Regions from separate parts of the Homo sapiens genome. Here region 1 is linked to region 2. Evidence: chromatin contacts called from ENCODE Hi-C or POLR2A ChIA-PET data. All regions are on one chromosome and are shown on one strand. Each heading gives the region's core, a stretch centred on a gene start or an enhancer-like site at or near the end of the contact. The rest is flanking DNA. Distances are from core to core; before and after follow the strand shown. Region 1 holds the start of KLRB1 (killer cell lectin like receptor B1). Region 2 overlaps MFAP5 (microfibril associated protein 5).

Evidence for each region. Hi-C counts contacts between places; a loop is a spot of excess contacts on that map. ChIA-PET counts read pairs that join two places held with the same protein, here RNA polymerase II (POLR2A). Pooled maps may share reads with other maps.
Region 1: a pooled map shows a loop between it and region 2 (4-fold over the local background). The contact joins the promoter of KLRB1 here to the enhancer-like site in region 2. A Hi-C loop is called at or near these places in 1 of 37 single-sample maps with no recorded cell type and 3 of 50 pooled maps. POLR2A ChIA-PET finds 5 or more read pairs at or near these places in 3 of 52 experiments (CD8-positive, alpha-beta memory T cell, activated T-cell and activated naive CD4-positive, alpha-beta T cell).

The regions. Positions count from the first base shown.
Region 1 is chr12:9,605,597-9,611,814 of GRCh38, forward strand. It overlaps KLRB1 (killer cell lectin like receptor B1), which reads right to left and starts at 2,320. Exons shown (of 6, transcript NM_002258.3): 1 at 2,159-2,320. The coding sequence starts at 2,243.
Region 2 is chr12:8,641,418-8,647,140 of GRCh38, forward strand. It overlaps MFAP5 (microfibril associated protein 5), which reads right to left. Exons shown (of 10, transcript NM_003480.4): 10 at 4,526-5,723. Among named protein-coding and RNA genes, the nearest start is that of MFAP5, 19 kb to the right of the region's middle. RefSeq lists enhancers at 3,302-3,824, 3,466-3,525. Within about 2 kb of position 3,659, at least 6 of the 41 ENCODE cell types and tissues checked have a DNase peak (open chromatin) inside an H3K27ac peak, as active enhancers do.

The DNA.
Region 1 (6,218 bases), core at 1,070-3,569, 960 kb after region 2:
CCCTTGGCCATTTGGCCATAAGCAAGATCGGTTATCACTCACATCTCTCCTTCTGGTTTTGTTGACTGCCTTAGACACAATCACCGTGCTTGCTACAGAGTGACCACAGCCTCAGCAGTTTAGCCAGAGACCAATAGTGGTTTTACTGTCATTCAATATCAGACCAGTGTTCTATAGTCACATATTTTGCTCTGGCTTTATTCTACTCTTATTTTTTCTTCAGGTTTACTCTCAGAATGACATTTTATAGGATAATTATTACAATCCAAGTAGAAAAAATTTCTGCATCCATTGGTTTGGGATCATAGCAACATTTGGGAAGAGTCTCACTACCTCTATATTCATTTTCTGACAAAAGCCCACTTTCCACCTTTTGCTAGATATGAATAGAGGAAAAGAAAGACTTACTCTTTTCTTTAAAAAAAAATGTTACTCAACCAAATCCTCCCTATAGTTATTAGAACCCTCTGATTTCCTCTACTCTTATGTGAAAATTATACTGAAACTTAATTGACGGCTCTAAGACTTTCTTCTTGACTTAAAACTTTGAGAATTCAATAGTTTAAAACTTAAACAGTCTTAAAACAGCACAAGTCAAATGCTTGGCATGACATGGAATGAATATCAGATTGGTAAACAATTGTAATATTATCAATGATAGTAAATTCAGTTAGATATCAGAAAATAATAATGTGTCATAATAATTTCATGCTGATTTTCTGCCTCAGTTTCTAGTTTCTTCCCATCCATCCACAGGCCATGCTATCCATCATGTGTTACCTCACATTGGTGTTCCCCGCTTCTTTCACTCAGAATGCTAACTCTTCAGAGACACAGGAAAGTGCCAGTTTCAACAAATGGTAAGTAGGTTCGTTACTGATATGCTCGAGTATTTTTGTGGCTTGTCTCTTTCTAAGCTGTGATACTTTTCAAACTAGAAACTATCAGGTAGTAATGATATTCAAATCTTTGATCTTGAATATGATTTTTTTTCCAGAAAGTGTTCCCCTCTCTTGAGAGAGTGAAGTATGTTACTCATTAAGCCTACACTTTATATATATATATATAAAATATATAAAATATATGTATAAAAAGTATATATATATATATAAAATATATAAAATATATGTATAAAAAGTATATATATATATATATATATATATATTTTTTTTTTTTTTTTGAGATAGTCTTGCTGTGTCACCCAGGCTGGAGTACAGTGGCACAATTACAGCTCACTGCAGCCTTGATCTCTTGGGCTCAAGCAATCCTCTCACCTCAGCCTCCCGAGTAGCTAGGACCACAGGCACGTGCCCCACACTTGGCTATTTTTTTGTATTGTTTGTAGAGATGAGGTTTTGCCACATTGCCCAGGCTGGCCTTAAACTCCTGGACTCAAGCAAATCACCTTAGCCTACCAAAGTGTTGGGATTACAGGCATGAGCCACTGCAACTGGCCTACACGTTGTATTCTGAAAGGAATATTATGGATGAAAATGCACTGGGACTTAATCATAGTATTGATATTTTGTAGAGGAATTTGGAATAACGTAGGTTGTTATTACAGCAAGTTTGCAATGTGTCTTAAATATTCCTTAGTTCATACATGTAAAATATTTTTCCTTCCTTCCTTCCATCCTTCCTTCCTTCCTCCTTCTCTTTTTCTTTCTTTCCTTTCCTTTCTCTCTCTTTCTTTTTCTTTCTCTCCTTTCTTTCTTTCTTCTTTTCTTTCTCTTTCTTTCCTTTCTTTCTTTCTTTCTTCCTTTCTTTCTTTCTTTCTTTCTTTCTTTCTTTCTTTCTTTCTTTCTTTCTTTTCTTTCTTTCTTTCTTTCTTCCTTCTTTCCATCCCTGTAGAGCAGGGGTAACCAATAGGCAGTGTGCCCAGGGTAGCCTAAAGTGTTCAGAGTCTTTTAACCAAGGCTCAGTAAGACAAGTGATGTTTGCTTTTCATGCTAACTTGATTGAAAAAAATAAATGTATGAGGTTTAAATTTTTTTTCCCAAAGTTGTGATTATCTACAGGCAAGCCATGCAACACCCGTTAAACATTAATATAAAACTACTGCTCATCTTTAAAGCAATGATTTAAAGCCATAAATGTAACAGGAAGATCTAATTCTGGAAGACATACAAATGCCGAAAGGAAAATTAAAGCCACTTACCCCGAGGAAGAGATGAAGGTGAAGAACTTTCTGGGCCTGAGTCTGTGGGTAAGTTTAACTCAGCATATATTGCTTGTTGGTCCATGGCAGACAGAGGAAGGTGGCATTAAACTTGTGTGTAAGAACAAACTCTCAATTCTGTGAGGCAAAATCAGCAAAAGGAAGCTTTCTGCCTGCAGTACTTTGTTGTCTCTCTTTTGTCCCCACCCACATACACTTTTTGTTGGTGGTTATCTCCATAAATTACTGAGACAATCCACTGACTGCATGTTCATTATACCTAGCTATGTAATATCTACTTTCCTTAATTAACTGGCCTGTTGTTTGAGAAAATTCTGGGAGGCTCATTTGTTCTTGTTTTTCTAACCATCCCTTTTGTGTTCCTCTCTCAGGGCCAGGACCAGAGTGAAGCAAATGAGGCATAGCCTGGGGTTCCAATTTAAGGGGCCCCCAACAAAACTCACTAATTAACAGAAATAATATTTAGCACAATTTTGTAAAAGTAAAAATTAATGCAAAAAAGTCCATAATGCTATTCAAAGGCTCTAAAATCTTCCTGAAATATCTGTGCTCCAAAGAAAGTTGTGAAATGTGAAAAATGGAAACATAAATGTGAGAAAGCCCCCTGAATAACACAACAGAAAAAGCAATGTGCTAAAGATCAGTAGCCTACTGTTAGCTTAGCTCTAAAGGCACTCTTGGATATGATAGCATTTTCACATAAGTAAAAGTATTTGGAAACTGCCAGAATTGTAGGAAGTGGAGTATATGGAATTTTTTATCTCTTTGAAAGACTTTCTTTTTTTTTCAAGGTGATTATAGTATGTGTCTACTTTTTTTTTTTTACCTTTTTTTATTATTATTATACTTTAAGTTCACAATGTACAGGTTTGTTACATATGTATACATGTGCCATGTTGGTGTGCTGCACCCGTTAACTTGTCATTTACATTAGGTATATCTCCTAATGCTATCCCTCCCCCCTCCCCCCACCCCACGACAGGCCCCGGTGTGTGGTGTTCCCCTCCCTGTGTCCAAATATTCTCATTGTTCAATTCCAACCTATGAGTGAGAACATGCGGTGTTTGGTTTTCTGTCCTTGCAATAGTTTGCTCAGAATGATGGTTTCCAGCTTCATCCATGTCCCTACAAAGGACATGAACTCATCCTTTTTTATGGCTGCATACTATTCCATGGTGCATATGTGCCATATATTCTTAATCCAGTCTATCATTGATAGACATTTGGGATGGTTCACGAGTCTTTGCTATTGTGAATAGTGCCACAATAAACATATGTGTGCATGTGTCTTTATAGCAGCGTGATTTATAATCCTTTGGGTATATACCCAGTAATGAGATGGCTGGGTCAAATTCTAGTTCTAGTCCCTCGAGGAATCGCCACACTGTCTTCCACAATGGTTGAACTAGTTTAGAGTCCCACCAACAGTGTAAAAGTGTTCCTATTTCTCCACATCCTCTCCAGCACCTGTTTTTTCCTGACTTTTTAATGACTGTCATTCTAACTGGTGTGAGATGGTATCTCATTGTGGTTTAGATTTGCATTTCTCTGATGGCCAGTGATGATGAGCATTTTTTCATGTGTCTGTTGCCTGCATAAATGTTTTCTTTTGAGAAGTGTCTGTTCATATCCTTTGCCCATTTTTTGATGGGGTTGGTTGATTTTTTCTTGTAAATTTATGTAAGTTCTTTGTAGATTCTGGATATTAGCCGTTTGTCAGATGGGTAGATTGTAAAAATTTTCTCCCATTCTGTAGGTTGTCTGTTCACTCTGATGGTAGTTTCTTTTGCTGTGCAGAAGCTCTTTAATTTAGTTAGATCCCATTGGTCAATTTTGGCTTTTGTTGCCATTGTTATTGGTGTTTTAGTCATGAAGTCCTTCCCATGCCTGTTGCCTGAATGGTATTGCCTAGGTTTTCTTCTAGGGTTTTTATGGTTTTAGATCTAACATTTAAGTTTTTAATCCATCTTGAATTAATTTTTTATAAGGTGTAAGGAAGGGATCCAGTTTCAGCTTTCTATATATGGCTAGCCAGTTTTCCCAGCACCATTTATTAAATAGGGAATCCTTTCCCCATTTCTCGTTTTTGTCAGATTTGTCAAAGATCAGATGGTTGTAGATATGTGGTATTATTTCCGGGGGCTCTGTTCTGTTCCATTGGTCTATATCTCTGTTTTGGTACCAGTACCATGTTGTTTTGGTTGCTGTTGCCTTGGAGTATAGTTTGAAGTCAGGTAGCGTGATGCCTCCAGCTTTGTTCTTTTGACTTAGGTTTGTCTTGGCAATGTGGGACCTTTTTTGGTTCCATATGAACTTTAAAGTAGTTTTTTCCAATTCTGTGAAGAAAGTCATTGGTAGCTTGATGGGGATGGCATTGAATCTATAAATTACCTTGGGCAGTATGGCCATATTCACAATACTGATTCTTCCTATCCGTAAGCATAGAATGATCTTCCATTTATTTGTGTCCTCTTTTATTTCATTGAGCAGTGGTTTGTATTTCTCCTTGAAGAGGTCCTTCACCTCTTTCAAAGATTTTCAGGCATAGAACCTTAGAGCAAGACCTTAGGTGGATTGGGTTCCAAGATGGCCAAATAGGAACAGCTCCAGTCTATAGCTCCCAGCGTGAGCGACACAGAAGATTGGTGATTTCTGCATTTCCAACTGAGGTACTGGGTTCATCTCACTGGGGCTTGGCAGACAGTGGGGACAGCCCATGGTGCAGGGTGGGGCATTGCCTCACCAAGGAAGCGCAAGGGATTGGGGAATTCCCTTTCCTAGCCAAGGGAAGCTATGACAGACGGTACCTGGAAAATCAGGACACTCCCACCCTAATACTGCACTTTTCCAATGGTCTTAGCAAATGGCACACCAGGAGATTATATCCCATGCCTGGCTCGGAGGGTCCCATGCCCACAGAGCCTTGCTCACTGCTAGCACATCAGTCTGAGATCAAACTGCAAGGTGGCAGCGAGGCTACGGGAGGGGCATCCACCATTGCTGAGGCTTGAGCAGGTAAACAAAGCTGCCAGGAAGCTCAAACTGGGTGGAGCCCACTGCAGCTCAAGGAGGCCTGCCTGCCTCTGTCGACTCCACCTCTGAGGGCAGGGCATAGCTGAACAAAATGCAGAAGAAACTTCTGCAGACTTAAACATCCCTGTCTGACAGCGTGGGAGAGAGTAGTGGTTCTCTGAGCATGGAGTTTGAGATCTGAGAACAGACAGACTGCCTCCTCTAGTGGGTCCCTGAGCCCGAGTAGCCTAACTGGGAGACACCTCCCAGTAGGAGCTGACTGACACCTCATACAGCCAGGTGTCCCTCTGAGATGAAGCTTCCAGAGGAAGGATCAGGCAGCAACATTTGCCGTACTGCAATATTTGCTGTTCTGCAGTCTCCACTGGTGATACCCAGGCAAACAGGGACTGGAGTGCACCTCCAGCAGCCTCCAGCAGACCTGCAGCTGAGGGTCCTGACTGTAAGAAGGAAAACGAACAAACAGAAAGGACATCCAAACCAAAACACCATCTGTGTGTCACCATCATCAAAGACCAATGGTAGATAAAATCACAAAGATGGGGAGAAACCAGAGCAGAAAAGCCAAAAATTCTAAAAATCAGAGTGCCTCTTCTCCTCAAAAGGAATGCAGCTCCTCACCAGCAACAGAACAAAGCTGCATGGAGAATGACTTTGATGAGTTGAGAGAAGATGGCTTCAGGCGATTGGTAATAACAAACTTCTCCGAGCTAAAGGAGGAGTTCGAACCCATCGCAAAGAAGCTAAAAACCTTGAAAAAAGATTAGACAAATGGCTAACTAGAATAAACAGTGTAGAGAAGACCTTAAACGACCTGATGGAGCTGAAAACCATGGCACGAGAACTACATGATGCATGCACAAGATTCAGTAGCCAATTTGATCAAGTGGAAGAAAGGGTGTCAGGGATTGAAGATCAAATGAATGAAATGAAGCCAGAAGAGAAGTTTAGAGAAAAAAGAGTAAAAAGAAATGAATGAAGCCTCCAAGAAATGTGGGACTATGTG
Region 2 (5,723 bases), core at 2,409-4,908:
GTCTCGTGATAACTAACCTACCCCTGCAATAACAGCAGCAGTAATCCATTTATGATCGATTTGCCATCACCTAATCACCTCTTTTCTTTTCTTTTCTTTTTTTTTTTTTTTTGAGATGGAGTCTTGCTCTGTCACCCAGGCTGGAGTACAGTGGTGCGATCTCGGCTCACTGCAAGCTCCGCCTCCCAGGTTCAAGCAATTCTCATGGCTCAGCCTCCTGAGTAGCTGGGATTACAGGCATCCACCACCACACCTAGCTAATTTTTGTATTTTCAGGAGAGACGGGGTTTCACCATATTGGCTGGAGTTGGCTGGTCTTGAACTCCTTACCTCAAGTGATCTTCCTGCCTCAGCCTCCCAAAGTGTCGAGATTACAGATGTGAGCCACTGCTCCCGGCCCTAATCATTTCTTCTTCTTTTTTTTAAGATAGAGTTTCGCTCTTGTTGCCCAGGGTGGAGTGCAATGGCACAATCGTGACTCACTGCAGCCTCCACCTCCTGGGTTCAAGCGATTCTCCTGCCTCAGCCTCCCAAGTAGCTGGAATATAGGCACCCACCCCTACGCCTGGCTAATTTTTTGTATTTTTAGTAGAGACAGGGTTTCGCCATGTTGGCCAGATTGGTCTCGAACTCCTGACCTCAGATTATCCCCCTGCCTCGGCCTCCCAAAGTGCTGGGATTATAGCATGCCCGACCCCTAATCACCTCTTAAAGACCCCACATCAATTAAAACTCAACATGAGTTTGGGAGGGGACAAACATTCAAACCATAACAATGCTGTCCTAGAGTTCCAAAGACCACATTTGGAATAATTCCACTTTTAAAAAAGTTTTACTTTTAAAAAATTGTTTTACAGACAGGATCTCACTCTGTCACCCAGGCTGTTGTACAGTGATACCATCATAGCTCACTGTAACCTCGGCCTCGTGGGCTCAAGCAATCCTCCTGCCTCAGCATACCCAGTAGCTGGGACTACAGGGGCAGCTACCATGCCTGGCTAGTATTTTAATTTTCTGTAGAGACAGTCTTGCTATGTTTCTCAGGCTAGTCTTGAACTCCTGCCTTGGTCTCCCAAAGCGTTGGGATTACAGATGTGAGCTACTGAGTCTGGCCAAAAAAAAAATTTTAATTACATTTAAATTAGGACCAGGAACAGCGGCTCATTCTTGTGATCTCAACACTTTGGGAGGCCGAGGTGGGAGAATCACTTGAGGCTGGGAGTTCAAGACTAGTCTGGGCAACATAGCCAGACCCCCATCTGTATGAGGAAAAAAAAAAGGTACATTTAAACACACTTTAAACAGTAGAGAAACTAGTATCTCTGGTATTGCACATTTTTTGCAAGTTTCCTACTCATTGGCTAGCCAGCAAGATTCATCTGTTTCGTTACAAGGGAAAGAATGGAAAAGCCAACCTACTCAAGAACAGTTTAACAGAAACCAATCAGCTTAAGTAGAAAAAAAAAAATCCTATAGTCTTATTAATTAATTAATAAGTCTTACTTAATAGTTAATAGTTAATAATACTTAATAGTTAATAGCTAATACTTAATAGTTAATAAGTCTTAATTAATAGTCTTACTAAACCTTTGAACACATAATCTTGTTAATTCACAGAACCACCCCTAAGGCAGGTATGTTGCCACCAATTTACAGCTGAGAAGCTACTTGCTTGGCATCATACCACTAGTGAGTGCCAAGTCTGGACTGGCACTGAAACAAAGACCAATTATTTGAAATTAAAATGAACAGGATAAGTGTCACTTTTTTTTTTTTTTTTTTTTTTTTTGAGACGGAGTCTCGCTCTGTCACCCAGGCTGGATGCAGTGGCGCCATCTCGGCTCACTGCAAGCTCCGCCTCCCGGGTTCACGCCGTTCTCCTGCCTCAGCCTCTCCGAGTAGCTGGGACTACAGGCGCCCGCCACCACGCCGGGCTAATTTTTTTTTAATTTTAGTAGAGACGGGGTTTCACCGTGGTCTCGATCTCCTGACCTCGTGATCCACCCGCCTCGGCCTCCCAAAGTGCTGGGATTACAAGCGTGAGCCACCGCGCCCGGCCAAGTGTCACTTTTATTGTACCTAGAACCATGTTGATTTGGGGATCTAGACATCCCATATATCAATGATGTAATAATTTTTTTTAGTTTCTACATGACAAGAGAGAAATTACTGCTACTACGTCCGGCTGATTTTTGTGTTTCTAGTAGAGATGGGGTTTCGCCATGTTGGCCAGGCTGGTTTCAAACTTCTGACCTCAGGTGATCTGCCTGCCTCACCTTCCCAAAGTGCTGGGATTACAGGTGTGAGCCACCGCGCCTGGCCTGCTTATTTGTGTTACTACTACTTCATTCCCCATTCCCCTAAAATCTCATCCATTTTCAAGAATAGATGGATTTATAGAGGTTTATACAAATGGAAGAAATGTTTCTTTGTACAATTCTCATTACCCTTCATTATAACTCCTTGTTTTTGATCATTTGGGACAGAACCACATATTAGGAAATGGTATACAGTGATGCAGTTGATACCTTAACACCCATCAATCTCTTCAATATAATACAGATTATTTTCCATAAAATGAATTTCCTTATACTTGCTCAAAACTTATCTATTCTGGTTTGGTTTGGGGTTTTTGTTTGTTTGTTTGTCTGGTGGAGGAGGGAAGACAAGGTGGATCTCCCACAAATTTATGAGATCATCTTGAATACCTATGGATTGTTACATAAATTTAACCAAACACTCCATAAAGCTACACAGTACAGATGTATAGCCAGGTAAGTACCCAGGAGAAAGGAAAAGGGAGAGGAAAGGGAAAAATACCAGAGGTAGAGAAAAGAACTGCAAGACCCAAGGGTTAGGAATAAACTAGAACCTTACTCTAAGTGATTGGACAAGTTGAAAAATAACACCAAATCATTATCAGCTATTAAAAAAAAATGAGGGTTTGAGGTAAAGTGAAGTTCGATTTGTCAACAGGAAGCTGTGGGCTCTGCACCTCTATTTATATAAACATTTGCTTTTTCCATCTTGGGTTCTGCCCAGAATTTGTCGTCTGACTGCTGCTTCTGGGTCTGCTTGACTGGTTTTTAGAGAAAAAAAGAAAGAAAGAAAGAAAGAAAGAAAACAAAACTGTGGCCACCTGTTCCTCTCCTTACCGCAGTCTTAACAAGTCACTTTCCCTGATGTTTGGTTGGTGAAAATGCTCAAAGATACAAGGGCTTCCGTTTTTATCAGAGTATTGCTTTATTAAGTAAGGCCTCCCTGAGCTGACAAAGCTACAAGGACAGTCCTGCCTCTCCTCCACTGTGCTCCTGATGTCTTTCTGTTTTACCCTAAGTTTCCAGATCCCCCAGGACCCCTTCCCCACTTCTCAAATTCCCTTTGAATTTGGAATTTGACAGTTTCCATCTTTTAGCTTCCTGGCTCCCCAACCCTGGTGTCAGCCTGTTGTCACTCTCTCATCTGGCTATCCCCTGGTCTGGTGCCATCTTTGTTCCCACTTCTTTTAGGATTGTTTTCCTTCTTCATTGTGTTACAGCTGCTTCAGTACAAAAGGAAGAGGGATCTTAGAGGTTGTTTGTGCCTTCTCACCAGGTGTAAAGTGGTTAGTTAAACATCTAACTTTGGCCACAAGTACCCTGAAGCAGAGAAGGGAGGAGCTTGTGTCTAGCAACATATACTGCTGTATATGTCATCAAAGTAAGACTCAGAAATTGGGAAACCAGCTGCGGTTTGCACTCTCTGCCATGAGTCAAAACAATACTGAGTGTGCATAGAACTGTATTTAGTGAGTAGAAGACACACTCAAATTTCCAGAATGTGTTCATTTGAGGAGAAAGTAGAATTTTCTTGAATCGTAAGCATGGAATATGGAAAAAGCCTCAGAGTAGAATCAACTCAATTAGAGAAGGGAAAATAAAAGTGAATCTTTATGAATAGGTAGATGAGGCTGCTATCTATTCAGGATACCAGGAGGGCATTCAATATCTACTGATATTTTTACCAAATTCTTTAATTCTAACATTAAAGATCCATTATTTTGGTTTAAAAAATGGCTTTTCATTGAAAGCCATTGCTTAGCAAGGTTGTCATTTGGGCTCACCAGGAAAAAAAATATATTAACACCTTAATGAGTAAAAACTTTCTTCTGAATCTTCTTTTATTTTTTGAGACGGAATTTCACTGTTGTTGCCCAGGCTGGAGTGCAGTGGCATGATCTTGGCTCATTGCAACCTCCACCTCCCTGATTCAAGCGATTCTCTTGCCTCAGCCTCCCGAGTAGCTGGGATTACAGGCACCCGCCACCATGCCTGGGTAATTTTTTTGTATCTTTCTTAGAGACAGGGTTTTATCATGTTGGCCAGGCTGGTCTCAAACTCCTGACCTCAGGTGATCCGCCCACCTCAGCCTCCAAAAGTGCTGGGATTACAGGCGTGAGCCACCACGCCCGGCTGATACACATTTTTTAAAGTGGAATAAAAGTTCATAAATTCAGGCCTTTTTCGTAAACATAGAAGAGAAAAAGAACCAGAACAAAAGACATTTTATTTTGAGAAATAAATTGGAAAAAAATATTTTAAAATGTTTAATTTGCAATATACATAATACTGGAATTGAAATGCTGTCTGATGGAAATGTTGCAATGTGGAGTAGGAGGGTCAAGTTCGTGAAGATATTCTTAAAATTAATCTTGGAAACTCTGTGCCTATGAGGTTTCTCTAAAGTGGCTAAAATATGCATTTAATATGTTGTCTAAATGAGTACATTTAATTCTAGAGACTGTAAGGAGTAGAGATTATATGCTTTGGGGCTTTTTGTAGCATTTTTTTAAAATCAGTTGTACAGATCCCATTAAACGAAATTGTTTCTTAACAGCAAGAATCTGATCATTTAACTAGTTTTCTCAGCAATATAAAAGGAATACAACCTCCACTGTCATATATAACTTGTTGTCTCCTAGCTCCTATTTGAATTCCATTGGCTTTTATAGAAAGTTATTGAGTTAGTCAGACAGAAGGATTCATGATATATAATTTGTCATTTGTTATAATGGGATTTTCTTCTATTCCATTGTGGACTGCTACCCTCACCTAGGATAAAGCAGATATGGTTGCTATGAATTAGACTGTATCTAAGCTTCAAGAAATATGAATAATGCATTTAAATCCAGAGAATCATAGAATTAAAGGAAATCTTAGAACTAAGAATATATATAATATATATATATATTTCTTAAGATGGACTTTTGCTTTTGTCACCCAGGCTGGAGTGCAATGGCGCCATCTCGGCTCACTGCAACCTCTGCCTCCCAGGTTCAATTGATTCTCCTGCCTCAGCCTCCCGAGTAGCTGGGATTACAGGCACGTGCCACCACGCCCAGCTAATTTTTGTATTTTTAGTAGAGATGGGGTTTCACCATGTTGGCCAGGCTCGTCTCAAATTTCTGACCTCAAGTGATCCACCCGCCTCAGCTTCCCAAAGTGCTCAGATTACAGGCATGAGCCACTGCGCCCAGCAGTACTAAGATAAATTTAACCTTCTCATTTTAAAGATGAGGAAATTAAACCAGGACCTAATGAAGGAAAATGGCTTATCCAAGGCTACGTGGTTACTGCTAGAGCCAGGATAAGAATGTGGGTTGTCTGAATATTGTGTTTCTTTCACTCTTTCGTATTAACTATTAGGCAAACTTTCTGTCTGCCTATTAAAATTCAAGTCTGAAT